2 separate regions of the Homo sapiens genome follow, and region 2 is linked to region 1. The links are chromatin loops, found by intact Hi-C in ENCODE. Cell type or tissue: breast epithelium. All regions are shown on one strand. Links, peaks and the distances in the headings refer to the core of each region. The heading gives the core; the rest is flanking DNA. Region 1 has its middle 28 kb from the start of DOCK9-DT. Region 2 has its middle 7.8 kb from the start of DOCK9.

Evidence for each region. Peaks named below come from ENCODE experiments on the same cell type or tissue, not always from the same donor. Only the 100,000 strongest peaks of a DNase experiment are listed, where the experiment ranks them.
Region 2: it touches region 1 in a loop (4-fold over the local background); 1 of 110 quality-filtered maps calls a loop at or near these places.

Annotation. Positions count from the first base shown.
Region 1 is chr13:99,110,465-99,119,360 of GRCh38, forward strand. No RefSeq gene overlaps it. Among named protein-coding and RNA genes, the nearest start is that of DOCK9-DT, 28 kb to the left of the region's middle. In breast epithelium, for the core only: no CTCF peak of the experiment used is centred there; no DNase peak of the experiment used is centred there.
Region 2 is chr13:98,981,858-98,989,857 of GRCh38, forward strand. It overlaps a transcript of DOCK9 not described here. Among named protein-coding and RNA genes, the nearest start is that of DOCK9, 7.8 kb to the left of the region's middle. In breast epithelium, for the core only: no CTCF peak of the experiment used is centred there; no DNase peak of the experiment used is centred there; H3K27ac peaks cover 800 bases.

The sequences.
Region 1 (8,896 bases), core at 526-8,525:
ATTATCAGAAGGTATCAATGGAATGTTTTCTGACAACACCAGGACTCATACTCTTCCCACGTGTGGATCTTAAATGGTTTATTGATTAAATACCAGGGATGTCCGTTGTCCAGTTATTCAACTATGAATAACAACCAAGGTCATATGTTCACAGGCAATGACCATTATCATGGTCTCTCTGTCAATAATGATTATCATGCTATCACTTTTAAGACAGATCCACATTTCTGTGGTGTAAAAATGCAGGAGGGAAATGTGCAACACAGTTTCTATTGCTATTCGTGTCTAGTGAACCTTTCTTAAAGCATAATGAATGCTATAAAACACATCTGAAGGCACTTTAGGGGATCCTAGGGTAGAATATTTCCTCTCACTCCCATTCAGCCATCCAGGGAGCGTTCCCATCTCACGAATAAAGTATGTAGTTTTCCATAAAACACACATTATCAAATAAAAGGAATACTTAAATCTAAGGTATAATTATATATAATTATATGGAACAAATATAATTATATAAATGTGTATTTTACATACACCTTATTATTATTGATTTACAAGGTTGTGATTACTTCGTTGGGGTTGCCATAGCAATGAACTTATTAAATAGAGAAATACTTTCATTTTTCAGCATTAAAAATGAATAATCAAAATCAACCATTGGACCTAATATATCCAACTCTTAATTATCTGCAATTATCAAAGATTAGTTGACCTTTGAAGATGATATACAATAGCAGCTTCTGGAAGAGAGGAGAAAAAGATTTCCCAAGGTGGTAGGACCACCACTATGGAAGGTGAGGAATGTGATTTGTGGGAGAGTCCAGTGGTTCCTTCCCCACTCCTCTTTTCCTACTCAAAACGATATCTTCTATTGGCCTAAAATTCTGTTTATTCATTAAGGTGATGGCATTTGCCTATAGGAAATCTCAGTTTGCTCCTGCTATAGCTTTTACAAATTCCATATATCAAAAGCACACTATATGCCAGGCCCTGGGCTTGGTGTTTTACACATAAAGCACAAGTTATCTACAAAAAAAAGCTTAAAATGAGTTAATTCAAGGAACAGCTTTCTAACTTAACGAGTTGTGTACAAAACCCTCTGGACCAAGATACTGTTCTCAAGCGGAGATCTTTTTTTTTTTTCTTTTTTTGAGATAGAGTTTCGCTCTTGTCACCCAGGCTGGAGTGCAATGGCGTAATCTTGGCTCACTGCAACCTCCGCCTCCTGGGTTCAAGTAATTCTCTTGCCTCAGCCTCCTGAGTAGCTGGGACTACAGGCGCCCACCAACATGCCCGGCTAATTTTTGTATTTTTTGTAGAAATGGGTTTTCACCATGTTGGCCAGGTTGTTCTCGAACTCCTGACCTCAGATGATCTGCCCGCCTTGGCCTCCCAAAGTGCTGGGATTACAGGCATGAGCCACTGCGCCCGGCCTCAAGGGGAGATCTTAAGGACATATGGGGAAATCGTGGAGTGTCAAATTTATTTGTTTGTTTTGACATAAGGATTGGGGCTGCTGCTGGCATTTTGAAGTCAGGAGCCAGGGTTGCTAGATTTAGGGCTCCCCTCCACGTAGTTGTTAATTTTTGTACCACACAAAGGCACTCAGCAAGGGAGTGAGTGGGGCTGAAAGTTCCACTTGCCAAGAAGAAAGTTGCGTCCATTTTGGTGAAGGGCTCCATGTTGGAAATCTTCCATCCAAAGGGGATGCCTTTTTATGATTTGTCTGCCCAGAGAAGGTGAACTTTTACAATTGAAATACAGCTGCCCATGCATGCTACCTGCAGCCCTGGCTACACATGCTGCAATGAGACAGGAAAGTACAACAATCCCTTAATTCTATCCAACTTTTAAATTTCTCACTGGTCATTCCTGTAAGTAAAAAAAAAAAAAAAAAAAAAAAAAAAAAAAAAAAAAAAAAAAAAAAACAGTTTAAAAATTATCTAAAAATGTAAATAAATAAAAAATTACCTAAGCCTAGACTCTAACCCTGTTTTACATACAAACACAAGGTATCTTTCAATCTTATTTTTTAAATTAACAATAGAATGACATTTTTGGGTTCAGTTTTCACACATGTATAGATATGTGTGTATGTGTAATTACTTACACAGCTAGGCTACAGGACAGTTACCTTACCACCAAACGCCACCTCTGCTTATCTATCTGCAGTCATCCTCCTGTGACCCCAAACCCCAAACCTGGCAATGACTGATCTGCCATCCCTTACGATGGTCTTGTCTTTTTGAGAATATTGTATATATTGAAATCATACAGTATGTAGCCTTTTCAAAGCAGCTTCTTTTACTCAGCATAATGCCTCTGAGTTTCACACAAGTTATTGCAAGAATGAATGCTTCATTTCTATTATTTCTGAGTTACAGTTCATTGCGTGGACGTACCACAGTTGGTTTATCCATTCATCCCTTGAAGGGCATTTGGATTATTTCCAGGTTTTGCCTATTATGAATACAGCTACAGTAAAATGTACATATATCGGTTTTATGAGCCAAAATATTTACTTTTCTAGAGTAAATGCCTAAGAGTGGGACTGCTGGGTCAGATGGTAATTGCGTGTTTAATTTTATAAAAATCTGCTAGACTATTTTCTGGAGTGACTATACCATTTTGCATTCCCACCAGCAACATATGAGGGTTCTAATTGATCCACATATTTGCCAGCACAGGAGTGACAGTATTTTTAAATTTATCCATCCCAATAGGTGTGTAGTGGTATCTCATTGTGCCTTTCCCTTGCATTTCCTTAATGGCTAATGCTGTTGAACATCTTTTCACTTGCTTATTTTCCATCTGCATATCCTCTCTAGTGGAGTGTTAAGTCTTTTATGCATTTTCAAATTGGGTTATTTGTTTTCTTACTCCTCGGTTTGGAAGAGTTTTTTTTTTTAATATTCTGAATATAAGTCCTTTGTTGGATATGCAATTTGAAAATTATTTGCTCTAAGTCTTTAGCCTCGTTTCATTCTCTTAATAGTGTCTTGCTGGGCATGTGGCTCACACCTATAATCCCAGCACTTCGGGAGGCCGAGGTGGGAGGATCGCCTGAACCCAGGAGTTAGAGACCAGCCTGGGACAAAGTGAGACCTCACCTCTACGAAAAATACAAAAATTAACCAGGTGTAGTGGCATGTGCCTGTAGTCCCAGCTACTTCAGTGGCAGAGGTGAGAGAATAACCTGAGCCCAGGAGGTTGAGGCTGCAGTGAGCCAATGTCACACCACTGCACTCCAGTCTGGGTGAAAGAGACCTTGTCTCAAACAAAAAGAAAAAAGAAATGGTGCCTTTTGTAGAGAAAAAAAAAAAAATTTTTTTTGAGACGGAGTTTCGCTCTGTCGCCCAGGCTGGAGTGCAGTGGCGCGATCTTGGTTCACGGCAAGCTCCACCTCCTGGGTTCACGCCATTCTCCTGCCTCAGCCACCCAAGTAGCTGGGACTACAGGCGCCCGCCACTACCCCCGGCTAATTTTTTGTATTTTTAGTAGAGACAGGGTTTCACCGTGTTAGCCAGGATGGTCTCGATCTCCTGACCTCGTGATCCGCCCGATTCGGCCTCCCAAAGTGCTGGGATTACAGGCGCGAGCCACCGCGCCCGGCAGAGCAAAAATTTTTTAATTTTGATGCCACTGCACTCCAGCCTAGGTGACAGAGACCCTGTCTCAAACAAAAAGAAAAAAGAAAAAAGAAATGGTGCCTTTTGCAGAGCAAATTTTTTTAATTTTGATGAAGTCTAATTTACTTTTTCCAGCTGGGCACGGTGGCTCACGCCTGTAATTCCAGCACCTTGGAAGGCCGAGGCGGGCAGATCACCTGAAGTCAGGAGTTCGAGACAGGTCTGGCCAACATAGTGAAACCCATCTCTACTAAAAAGTACAAAAATTAGCCAGGCGTGGTGGCACACGCCTGTAATCCCAGCTACTCGAGAGGCTAAGGCGGGACAATTGCTTCAACCAGGGAGATGGAGCTTGCAGTGAGCCAAGATCGTGTCATTATACCCCAGCCTGGGTGACAGAGCGAGACTCCATCTCAAAGAAAAAAAAATTACTTTGTGTTTTTGATGTCATGGAAAATAAGTCTTTGTGTAACACATCTAAGATTTTCACCATTTTGTGTTTTACATTTAGATCTATAATTTATTTTGAGTTAATTTTGGTACAAATCATAAAGTTTTTTTTGTGTGTTTTTTTTTTTTTTGCATATGGATGACCAAAGTTCCCAACACCAATTACTAAAACTATCCTTTCTCCATTGACTTGGCTTTGCATCTTTGTTGAAAATCAAATGACCATAATTGCCTGAAGGCTTGGAATCCAGAGAATAAAGAAAAGAAGGGGGAAAAAAAAAAGAAAAATGGCAATTTACTCCAAACTCTCTGTTAACAATTCTCCTTTTTTGGATGGAGCTGGAGGCCATTATTCTAAGTGAAGTAACTCAGGAATGGAAAACCAAATACCCTATATTCTTTTTTTTTTCTTTTTTCTTTTTTTTTTTTTTCCTATATTCTCACTGGAAAGTGGGAGCGAAGCTATGGGTCTGCAAAGGCAAACATAGTGATATAAGGAACCATGGAGACTAGGGGTGGGGAGTGAGGATAAAAAACTACATATTGGGTACAGTGTATACTACTCAGGTGATGGTGCACTAAAATTTCAAACTTCATCACTATACAATTTATCCATGTAACCAAAAACCACTTATACCCAAAAGCTATTAAAATACAAAAATATTTTTTAAAAATCAAACAAACTCTGTGAAAGGGCAAAACAAGCTGTCTTATCAGTGGAAGAAATTATAGTGCAACATTTGCCTACTCAACAATGTCAAACGATGTCAGATGGGCAGTGAAACATTGGGGAAATATTTGTAGCAAATGTGCCAAAGGTATTTATTGTATGTTATTAAAGATCTTGTGCCCATGAAAAATAAAGCAAGTTATAGAATAGAAAAGAAAAATCATATTTTACCCTAAACTCTCTGACTGTTAGGAATCCCCTTCTCAGTTGTTATAGCCAGAACTAGAGTGCTTTCCCTGAAGCTCTTTCTCTCCATGAGTGGGGCCCACTTCTGGGTTTAGTACTGCCCTGGGGCCAGGTCTGGGGAATACTGGAAAGGGCAATACTGGAAGGAACAAAACCAGGAAACTCTCCTCTGGTTTGAGCTCCAAGAAAAGCTCTCTAGTCTTGAACTCAAACAAATTTACAAGAAAAAAACAAACAAACCCATCAAAAAGTGGGCAAAGGACATGAACAGACACTTCTCAAAAGAAGACATTTATGCAGCCAAAAAACACATGAAAAAATGCTCATCATCACTGGCCATCAGAGAAATGCAAATCAAAACCACAATGAGATACCATCTCACACCAGTTAGAATGGCAATCATTAAAAAGTCAGGAAACAACAGGTGCTGGAGGGATGTGGAGAAATAGGAACACTTTTACACTGTTGGTGGGACTGTAAACTAGTTCAACCATTGTGGAAGTCAGTGTGGCGATTCCTCAGGGATCTAGAACTAGAAATACCATTTGACCCAGCCATCCCATTACTGGGTATATACCCAAAGGACTGTAAATCATGCTGCTATAAAGACACATGCACACGTATGTTTATTGCGGCACTATTCACGATAGCAAAGACTTGGAACCAACCCAAATGTCCAACAATGATAGACTGGATTAAGAAAATGTGGCACATATACACCACAGAATACTATGCAGCCATAAAAAATGATGAGTTCATGTCCTTTGTAGGGACATGGATGAAATTGGAAATCCATCATTCTCAGTAAACTACCGCAAGAACAAAAAACCAAACACCGCATATTCTCACTCATAGGTGGGAATTAAACAATGAGATCACATGGACACAGAAAGGGGAACATCACACTCTGGGGACTGTTGTGGGGTGGGGGGAGCGGGGAGGGATAGCATTGGGAGATATACCTAATGCTAGATGACGAATTAGTGGGTGCAGCACACCAGCATGGCACATGTATACATATGTAACTAACCTGCACAATGTGCACATGTACCCTAAAACATAAAGTATAATAATAAAAGAAAAAAAAAAAACCTAGAGCTCAATCTAATTGATATTTAATCATCTTCTTGAGATTAGAAAAGTTTTCTACATATTCCATTTTTGTTTTTTATACTTAGGCTTTTTTAAGTGTTAGGGCATCAAGAAGCAAAAGCTTATTTCATAATGCTAAGTAAAGAATAACTATCATAATGCAAGTATTGTGCTCACAAGTTTTTTAAAAATGCTATCAGGTTAACTAATTCAATTATCATTATAAATTTCAATATTTAATTGCAGTGTCAATTTGTCCATCTTATTGTTTATCTTGGCCTTTACATCTGTTATCCCTTCAACATTCTAATTAAAAAACCCACAAAAGAAAAAAAAAAAAGAAAAAAAAAAGCTCTCTAGTTCTGGCTATAGCAACTGAAAGGGGGATTCCTAAATTCTGGCCTTTTTAACCAATCCATCTGCTACTATTTACTTTTTAGAGTCCTCCAACAGCTATTCCATGCAGATTTTATAAATGCATTCAGTGAGTAAGACAGGATAGGATATGCTTTCTCCATCTTACCCACGTCCAGAACTCCTAAACACAGGGCATTTGTTTACACTGTTTTAATATAGACTGAAATTTTCAGAAATGTACCTAACATGTAAAATCAGGAAATATTCTATTTTATTTTGTTATGAACTATACAAAACTGTGGCCTTCATCTTCTAAAGTCACCAAAGGCAGTGTCATCCATGGCATTTGGGTTGCTAGCAAAACACTCCCATTTGAGCCTGCATTTGTAGCTTTGTATTTCTAGAAATTGTAAATATACACCCGTTCTTTTTTATTTATTTATTTTTTTGAGATGGAGTCTCACTCTGTCACCAAGGCTGGAGTGCAGTGGCACGATCTCAGCTCACTGCAACCTCCGCCTCCCAGGTTCAAGCAATTCTCCTGCCTCAACTTCCTGAGTAGCTGGGACTACAGGCGTCCGCCACCATGCCTGGCTAATTTTTTGTATTTTTAGTAGAGACGGGGTTTCACCGTGTTAGCCAAGTTGGTCTTGATCTCCTGATCTCATGATCTGCCCACCTCGGCCTCTCAAGTGCTGGGATTACAGGCGTGAGCCACTATGCCTGGCCAATTTTTGTATTTTTAGTAGAGACAAGGTTTCACCATGTTGGCCAGGCTGGTCTCGAACTCCTGACCTTAAGTGATCCACCCGCCTCAGCCTCCCAAGCCTTTTTTTTTTAAAAGGAGTCTCACTCTTTTGCCTAGGCTGGAGTGCAGTGGTGCCATCTCGGCTTACTGCAACCTCCGCCTCCTAGATTAAAGCAATTCTCCTGCCTCAGCCTCCCGAGTAGCTGGGATTACAGGTGTGTGCTACCACGCCCTGCTAATTTTTGTATTTTTCGTAGAAACAGGGTTTCACCATTTTGGCGAGGCTGGTCTCGAATCCCTGACTTCAGGTGGCAGCCCGCCTCAGCCTCCCAAAGAGCTAGGATTACAGGCGCGATATACCCGAAAAGCTATTAAAATACAAAATATTTTAAAAGAAAATAAATGCAAAAATTTTTTAAAAAATATTCGCCCAGCCAGAATTCTTTATGACTACTACTTTGTGTTTTGCCTGAGGCATCAAAATATTGAAATATGTATTATTATAAATTACTTAACTTTTATTTTCCTTTGTATTATACGTCAGGCATCATCTTGATATTTTTGAAATGATGTGTTTTAGCAGATTAAAGGTGGCTTTAGATCTTTTGACACTCAACCTTCTAGAAGGTGCTCTGGGAGGTGGCCAGGCATCTCATTCTTCACGCAATTTCAGGGACTCTTCATGTGTTTCTTGAGCAGGGTGATCTCAGGGTAGTTGGACTTCCAACTGGCAGCTCAAGGCCGTGAGTGTTCCCAGAACTCCAGATGGCAGCTGCAAGAATTCTTATTGTAGCAGGACGAGCCGCAGACAAAACTCCTCAGACACTGAGTTAAAGAAGGAAGGGGTTTATTCGGCCGGGGGCATCAGCAAGACTCCTGTCTCAAGAGCTGAGCTCTCCGAGTAAGCAATTCCTGTCCCTTTTAAGGGTTTACAACTCTAAGGGGGTGCGCATGAGAGGGTCGTGACAATTGAGCAAGCAGGGGGTACGTGACTGGGGGCTGCATGCACCGGTAATTAGATCAGAACAAAGCAGGATAGGGATTTTCACAGTGCTTTTCTATACAATGTCTGTAATCTGTAGATAGCATAACCGATTAGGTCAGGGGTCCATCTTTAACTACCAGGCCCAGGGTGTGTCGCCGGGCTGTCTGCTTGTGGATTCCATTTCTGCCTTTTAGTTTTTACTTTTTCTTTCTTTGGAGGCAGAAATTGGGCATAAGACAATATGAGAGATGTTCTCCTCCCTTATTATGACCTAGCATTCGAGGTCTCAAAACCACATGATCTTGATCAAGCAAGTCACTAAGGAGCATTCTAGAATTAGGGGAGGTTAAGGACAGTAGCTGCCCAGAAAGGGCTGATACCAGGAATGGCTTGTTGATAGGACAATGACCTGGAGGGCCAAGGCTCCCCAGACTCCAATTAATGAACAAAATGCTTTGCATTGGGTGATTCTTGATAATTCATAAAACAAATGGAGAGGAAGTCCCTTTCATTGGGTGAATCTGCATGCAGTGTCCTTGGTATATTTCTTGACCTGGAGCAGAGCTGCCAGGGATTTCCTTTGAATGCCTATATGCACAGAGCAAATAGATATTTATTCAGTATCGCAGTGCTAAGCATTATGAGTGATGGAGTTATATCTTGTCTCTGCCCTTGAAGGCTACAATGCTATTGTAAAAACAGGTATACCAGTATTTGTA
Region 2 (8,000 bases), core at 1-8,000, 130 kb before region 1:
GAAATGCCATTTTACCAGGACAGGAAGTAGGTGGCCACATTTTCCTTTCCAACATTTCAAACAACAAGGTGTATGTCCGACCCCCGATTCAACTTTCACAAACCTGCACTGAGCTCCTACCATCTACTAACCTTGAGTTCCTTCACACACCAGCTTGTTTAACCCACAACAAACATATCTATGAACACGTATGAAAGGTATAGAGTTTCACTGTTAAAAATGTTGTAAACCCTGTGGGGAAGAGGAAGGCTTCAGAAGCAGGATGGAATGAATGCTTCTGTAATGGGGTTCAGGTCTCAAATTTTAATATGTACACAAATTTATTATACAGCTCGGGTACTCAAAACCATGAAAACCTCACAGGAAATTTAAGAAATGTTCCAAGGGCAATTTGTGACTCAAAGGAAAGCTAACTTTAAATGCAAAACTCCATCTTCCTCTTCCACCCATAAGATGGACTTCCATCACACTCTGATTAGTGGAAGGAGTGACTCTCTCTGTAGAGGGAACTGCTACCCATGCCCAAGACCCAGTTTAAATACCATCTTCCCCAAGAACCCCTCCAGCCAGAATGAATTGGCTCCTTCTCAGTTAACCCTCTGAGCCTACTTTTTACCTCTATTATGGAGCTTTTCAGAGTTTACCTTTTATTAAGTTTGCCCCGGTAGAAGAACCCTTTAGTGAGACTGTTAATTCACTGAGGGCAGGGACTGTATCTTAACCACCTTTGAGTGGCCTTAGGGACTAAAAGCACTCACGATGTATTTGCTGAACTGAATGCTGATAGCAGGTTTGTCATCTTTGGCCCTAAAGTGAAATGGTGTATTTGTAAAAATATGCAAACATTTTCATTTGTTAAGGGCCCAAATTAAGGCAGAAGCTTTCAATTGCTTGAAAATAAAAACCCAACAATAGTTTATTCATAAATCAAAACCCAACAATTTTCACTACTACTAAAAATAAAAATGTTCCTTTCTCCCGGGTAAGAAAATTTTATTCTGCAAAATTTGCTAGACGTTTTTTGAGACGAAGTGTATTTGAAAACAGTAAAACTAAAGTTTTAAAATGTACAAATAAACGTGTTTTTAGCAATAAATCTATATAAATTTTGAAACTGTAGATACTGTAGCTAACCATAGCTAATAACCATCTGAGGAATAACAATACGAGGAATAAATCAATTATCTCAACCTAACAGAAGTTATTTACTGTCTTTATTAGGGGTTCTTGGCATATCAGAAGGATACTTATAACAAAGGCAAAAGAAAAATATGCATACACACACATATGTACACCTATATTACTTATATACATGTACTTGTGTATACTCCAAAGTTATCATTCCTTTTCTCTTGTTCTGGGGAAGTAGAAACAATAAGTAGAAATTAAGAAAAAATGCAAAAGAAAACAAATGACTAAAGATTTTCCGCAGTATACTGTTGCTGGTCAGCTTGCTGGCCAAAGAAAAGGGGCCCGAAAATGATCTGCCTTCTGAGAAAGACAAAAGCATGGAAGACAGCAAGACAGGCAGCAAAACAGAGAGCAGAACGGCACTGCAGACAACTGATTCAGGGAGTGAGGCAGGAAAGAGCCAGCGAGGGAGGAGAGAAAGCTACATACAGCAAGAGAAGATGTGGTGGCAGCCAGTGGTGGGAGGGGGAGACAGTTTCTCGACCACAACCCTTAGGGCCTCTTAGAAGAGTTAATATAGGAAAAGATACATCTGATATAAAGTCTCATGCCCTCCTCAATTATTATTATTATTATTTTTTTTTTTGAGATGGAGTCTCACTCTGTCACCCAGGCTGGAGTGCAGTGGCATGACCTCGGCTCACTGCAACCTCTGCCTCCTGGGTTCAAGTGATTCTCCATCCTCAGCCTCCCGAGTAGTTGGGATTACAGGTGCCCACCACCACGGGTGGGTAATTTTTGTATTTTCAGTAGAGACAGAGTTTCACCATGTAGGCCAGGCTGGTCTCGAACTCCTGACCTCAGGTGATCCACCCACCTCGGCCTCCCAAAGTGCTGTGATTACAGGTGTGAGCCACTGTGCCCGGCCTCCTCAATTATTTTTTATCATTACAGATTTAATCAAATAGTCACAGAAATGTAATCCACATTATCACCTAGTCTAGTGTCTCTTAGCCCAGAATCCAAGGCTGAATGTTAGGGAAGGTGGTCCACAAACCCTCTAAAATTACATATGAAATTGTATGTCTGTGAGTTTCCTAAAGAAAGGCCAAGGGAGTTCACCTAGTTCTCAGAAAAGGGACCATTGGAAGGTCCTTCACTCATAGAACAAGGAGACCGAGGCCTGGAGTGAGGAGCTAGAGAGCCAACCAAAGTTCTGTGGTACAAATCTCTTCCCATGGGCAGGTTCACATTCTATTTAAGGAGGGGTAACAACAGGAATTTAAACATCAGGCATGAGGTAAACAAACAACCAGTGGATGCCAATCAGCAGTGTCAACATGTGCACAGTCTACTCATTTGTTGACACAAGTCAGTAAATGGATCATTTGAAGCCTAATGCCAGTTGGACAACTCGAATTCAATAGTTGTATCTCCAAAACAGGGCAAATAACATAACCAATAAAAACTGTTTTCTAAGAACTTTAAAGGACATTGAGAAAATGCTCACACTATCACACACACAAGACTAAAAAAAATACAACAGAATGTAACTACTGATTACCTCTGGTACATGGTACTATTAGTGATTCTTTTTCTCTCTAAAGTCTTCTATATTCTGCAAGTTTTCTGCAAAAGCTTTCATCACTTCTTTAGTCAGAAATCAGTGAGCTGGATTATGAGATAATGGTATAGAGGAAGCTCATGCTGGGGTTCTAGCCACTCACTATGCCCCACAACAGCTGTGTGACATTAGAAAAAGTCACTTCACCTCTCTGGGCCCCACAGACTTTACCTGTAAAATGAAGGACTTACACCAAAAAAATCTTTCCAGCTCTATATATCTATAATATTAAGTATGAGAACTTTCCTTATTGATAATATCTGGGGAAAAACAAACCACTCAATGGAATGCACTGACCTACTATATACAAAAGAAAAACACAAAGACAAAAAAGTGGGTATCTTTCTAAACATGTCAGATTCTCATTTCCAACAGAGCAGGGGCTGAGCCAAGGAGCCAGCAGACAACAAGAACATAACAGAACTATAACGTGCTATCAGTGAAGAAGACTATGGGGGCAGGGGGGTGGGCAGTTGGGGGGGTGGGGCCTGCGCTCTCAGCTCTGGGAAAACCCACAGCACTGGCACAGCAGGGGGCAGTCCCTAAAGAAACCTCTGTTTCCAGATGAGGAAGCTAAGATGGGAGAGTCAGGCTGACGAAGGACACATCCCACTGTTTAGAGAAGGCTCTGTCTGCAGCCATGGAAGGTTTAAGAAGCTTCTCATTAAAGACAGCCCCACCCCCACCTGTAACATCCTCCCCCATTTCCCGGCCTTCATTTTTCCATAGGCTCTATCACCATCTGGCATCCTATTCTACTTTTCTTATTTAATGTCTGTCTAACCTTCCCTACCCGCAGGTAGAAAGCTCCACGAGGGCAGCATTTTTGCCTGTTTTGTTCATTGCTGTGTTCCCAGGTCCTAAAACACTACAGGTGCTGAGAAAATATACATTGAATGAATTTACTGAAGGCTCAGGATCCTCTCAGTTTGGAAATGGGGCTGTTAAGCTCTGGACACCAACGGTTTTTCTGTAAACTATCAATTTATTTTGATCGTGATAACAATAATTCAGTTAGCTAATGTCAATAATTTATTTTAGAGATGGAAACTTACAAAGCCAAGAGAAACATAATGTGCCTGGGATTTTTCTCAGGAAACTAAACTCCTGGTATGGGTTACCAAAACCTGGCCTCAATCTTGTTTCGCGTGATCTGTAACTGTTTTATCTCCCTTCCTCAGCTTTGAGCGCTGGTGAGGAGGGCAGGGGGCTATCCCCCTACCCCACCCCACGCCCGGCACAGTATTGTGTACACAGTAGGCAATCCATAAATGCTTGCTTCTAGAATAAATGATGAAGGTGCCTCACTTTGGTATGATTTATCACAGGAGTTCACAAGCTAGAATTTTCTCACTTTCCTCACTACATCACAAATGCTGAGGTTAAGGGCCAGAGAATGTATTCTTCGTGAAAAACATGATCAAAACTTTTTAAAAAGCGCTCAAGTTTTCCTTTCTAAATAAAATGCATCATTCAAGTATAACTAAAAGACAAATGTTCTTTTGTTCACTTCTCCCTGTCCAGCTCCCAAAGCAACCTAGCGGAAAACACAAATTGCCGCCCTTCAAGTTCATTGGTTTTGTAGACCTTATATTTGTATGTTAAACTTACTTAAAGCAAGTTCCTTCAGTGCTTACAAGGTGCAAAGCTGGTGGACCATCTCAATTTATAGGTGATGGAGATGGACCAAGCTGGCAGGAGTCGCAGTGTCACAGTTCACAGCAATTAGCTATCTAGCATCGGGGGTGGAGGGGACAGGCCGCCAGGCCAACTCTAGACTCGTACTTCTGCAAAAAGGAACACACTCTCAGGTTACAAGGGTAAAGTCCACCAGAAACTTTACAAAGGGAATTGTAGCATTTCCCCTAGCACTTCTGGCTGAATTTAGTTTGCATTTAGAAGACAATGACCGTGTATAGTAATAACAGCTCCCCAACAATCATCTGGAAGTCCCCTCTTCTAAAAAGCAATAGGTTATATCCCTTCCATAAAATAATATCATCAGCAGCAAAGATGATGTATCCCTTTCTCATCCTGCTGCCTAGAGGAGGGCCTTCTATTTCCTCCAAGCTCATTGTAACTGATTTCCTATGTGAACTTAAGAGACCGCCAAGAAATAGAAAACACTGCCAGATAGTTTTAGGGGCTCACACGTTGTTATTCCTGGGCCACACGTCCTAAGAAGTCAAACTTTTCCCCCTGGGTGCTTGTAAAATATGTAAGTAAACTAAATTAAACTTATTCACAGGTAGATATGCTACAAATAAAGGTGACTAGAGTTGGAGATATAAACATGGCAGGTGAGGAGGGTGAATGCTAAGGAAGGCCATCAAAGCCTCCCTTCTCTCTGCTGTCAAATCAAAGCACACATCATATAACTTAGAAGTAATCTTAGACTGTTCAGCAGCTTTATTAAAAGACCAAAGGTCACTGCAGCACCATCACCATCTTCACCACCACCACCGCCACCACCACCACCACCATCAATGGGTTTCTGTTACATTTCCAAATAACTTTCAAATTGCTTAAAGATTTGATTTTAAATGTTCTCATCACAAAAAAATTGATTAAAGTGTCAGGTGATAAATATTAGCTTGATATAATCATTCCACAATGTAAACACGTATCAAAACATCACATTGTATCCCATAAATATATACAATTATTTGTCAACATAAAATTTTAAAAAGAATTATACATGTAACACAACGGGTTTCATCTTCCCCTCCTGAACAAAGAAAAAAACTCTTCTAAGAAAAGTGTGGTTAAAAAAGACAGCGAGACGTTTAATCAAACTCTGAAAACTTGAACATTGGTGGATATGAACATTCCACTGGCCCATCTACAAAGAGCTAGGTCTTAAGCCCTTCTGTCGTTTCAAAAACAGGAGGTTAAATACAAAACAAGTGAGGTTTACGATGTTACATAAGCATTTAAGAACTCTCCAGACACGCTCTTCCATTTAGGCTTTGCCAAGACCTAAAGCTAGAAGTCAATACTTTTTTATTATAACTGCCACAGGTGAGCAAGAAAAACATTTAAGGGACCCCTGCACACACACTTGACATACATCCTTATTCAATTCAGTTCAATTTAACCCTCGATGCTCTTATGAATTAAATAGCTTATCAAAAGTTCACATAGTTACTATGCTTTGGAGTTATGTTCCAAAATTAACATAACTGGTAAATAATAGATCCAAATATTTTTAAGTTTTGTTTCAAACATAATTTTGTCTCCTTTTTGAGCATATATCTCCTTTGGGAGAGCCACAAAAAATATTGGAGAGTTGTCCAAGGCCTGAAAGTATTAAAAGATAACAGCATATAAAATTTTTTTTAAATTTAAAAAATAAAAACATTAAAAAAATTTAATGTTAACAGTAGTGTGTCAGAAATGTGAAACAAATGGCTTTTATTTTCCCTTCTTTCTACTTATCTGTATATTTAAAATTTTCCTTTAAAAGTATCAATTACTTTAGGCACTTTAAAAAAAATTTTTAAGTTATTTATTACCACTTGGGAAGTATTTTAAAATAATGTCCAGGAAAGTAGCAAATGCTTACAGGGTGCCTCCTTCAGAGCTGGGACCAGAGGCAGGTGAGCGAGGTATTCATTTCGGGAACAAAATATACAAGAGCACTAAAAACTCAGTAACTGAGATACTATTTTAATGAAATACTTAAATTTAAAAATAATACCTTCCAAAAGCCATGATAAACAGTCAAAACTTGAAATAAAGATAGGAACAGTATTCCAAGTTATTTTCTTTTGCCTCAAGTTCCAGTGGTACTGGGATAAGCACTGTATCTGGTCCTCCGTCCACCCTGAGACAGGTCTCTTATTTTACAAAGGAGGACAGCGAGACACAGAAGTTAAAGAACCGGTTCAAGGTCAGAGCTGTCACGTGGCAGAACTACTTTAAACAGATTCTTTAGAGGTAATTTTTACATTCCTTGACCAGACAGACAAAATCAACACCCATTTTTAAAGGTACAAGTGACCAGATCTTCAAATACCATCCACTGTTACTATAAAGACTTAAAACTGAAGCTCAACGTTCTTCTTCTTTAGAAGATAAGTAATACAGGGCAATCTGGGCAGAGGACCCAAACCCTACTGTATTGAAACCTTTTTTATTTTATTTTCTTGTGCACACATAAATGAAGCTCCTCATGGTTGAAAAGTATTGAACAGAGGGAGGAAAAGAGGAAATGCAGATGCAAGAGCAGGGATTCCTCCTCCCACATTAATTCCCCCGTGAAAGAAGTGGGGAAGGAATCTGGAGATCTCGCTCCCAGGGTAGGACGGCATCCCCATGTGCTGAACGGCAACCACTGGCCCGGGGCCACCCTTCAGCCACTGTCTTCAGGGCTGACACACCCTGGCCCTTCCTCACCACTCCCTGCCTCAAACCTTTGCAGTAAGAACACTGTGTTGCCTCCTGAAGCCTCACCTCATGTCTCCAGAAATGCTGTCAATCTGCAATGTTCGCCCACCTCTTCCTGATCTTAACCTGTCAAATGCCTACTCACCTTGGAAGGTTCTCCTCTTTCATGAGACCCTCCAGAATATTCCATCCCAAAGAATATTTTCCTCCTTGGTACTCCAGCAAAAGTGAGGTGAAGCCAAGACCCCTGTCTTGTAAGGGTTGCCAAACCTAGTTCTGCCTCAAGTCATTTTGGGAGCTTGAAAATTAATAATAATGATGATGATGATGATGATGATGATGATGATAATAATAATAATAATAATAATAATAATAATGATAATACAGATTCCAGGACCTCACCCAGAACTTCTGAATCGGAATCCTGAACTGAGCCTCAAGGATCTGAATTTTGCACAACTTCCCAGGTGAGACCTATGCTGCAGGCTTTTACCCACCCATGTTTCGGAATCACTGATCTTAATATAACTTAAGATACAGGAAGAACACCCACAATGTTTAAACACAGATCCAAGACAAGGAAACACGAATGGGTTCCCAGAAATATCTCTGCACAGATATGACACATATGAGGGTATTTGGCTGAAAGTGAGAGGTGGAGTGGGGTAGAGATTGAAGCCAAAAGTTTACCATCCTCCACAGGACAGAACACACACCTTAGCCTTATTCCAAATGCCATGGTAGACGTTGACTCATTAATGACTGATCATTTTCTATTTAACTGACTTTTTTAGAAAAAAGAAAATTTTATATAGGGTTCATGCTATACAAAGTCTTAGAATCACCATTCCCCCTC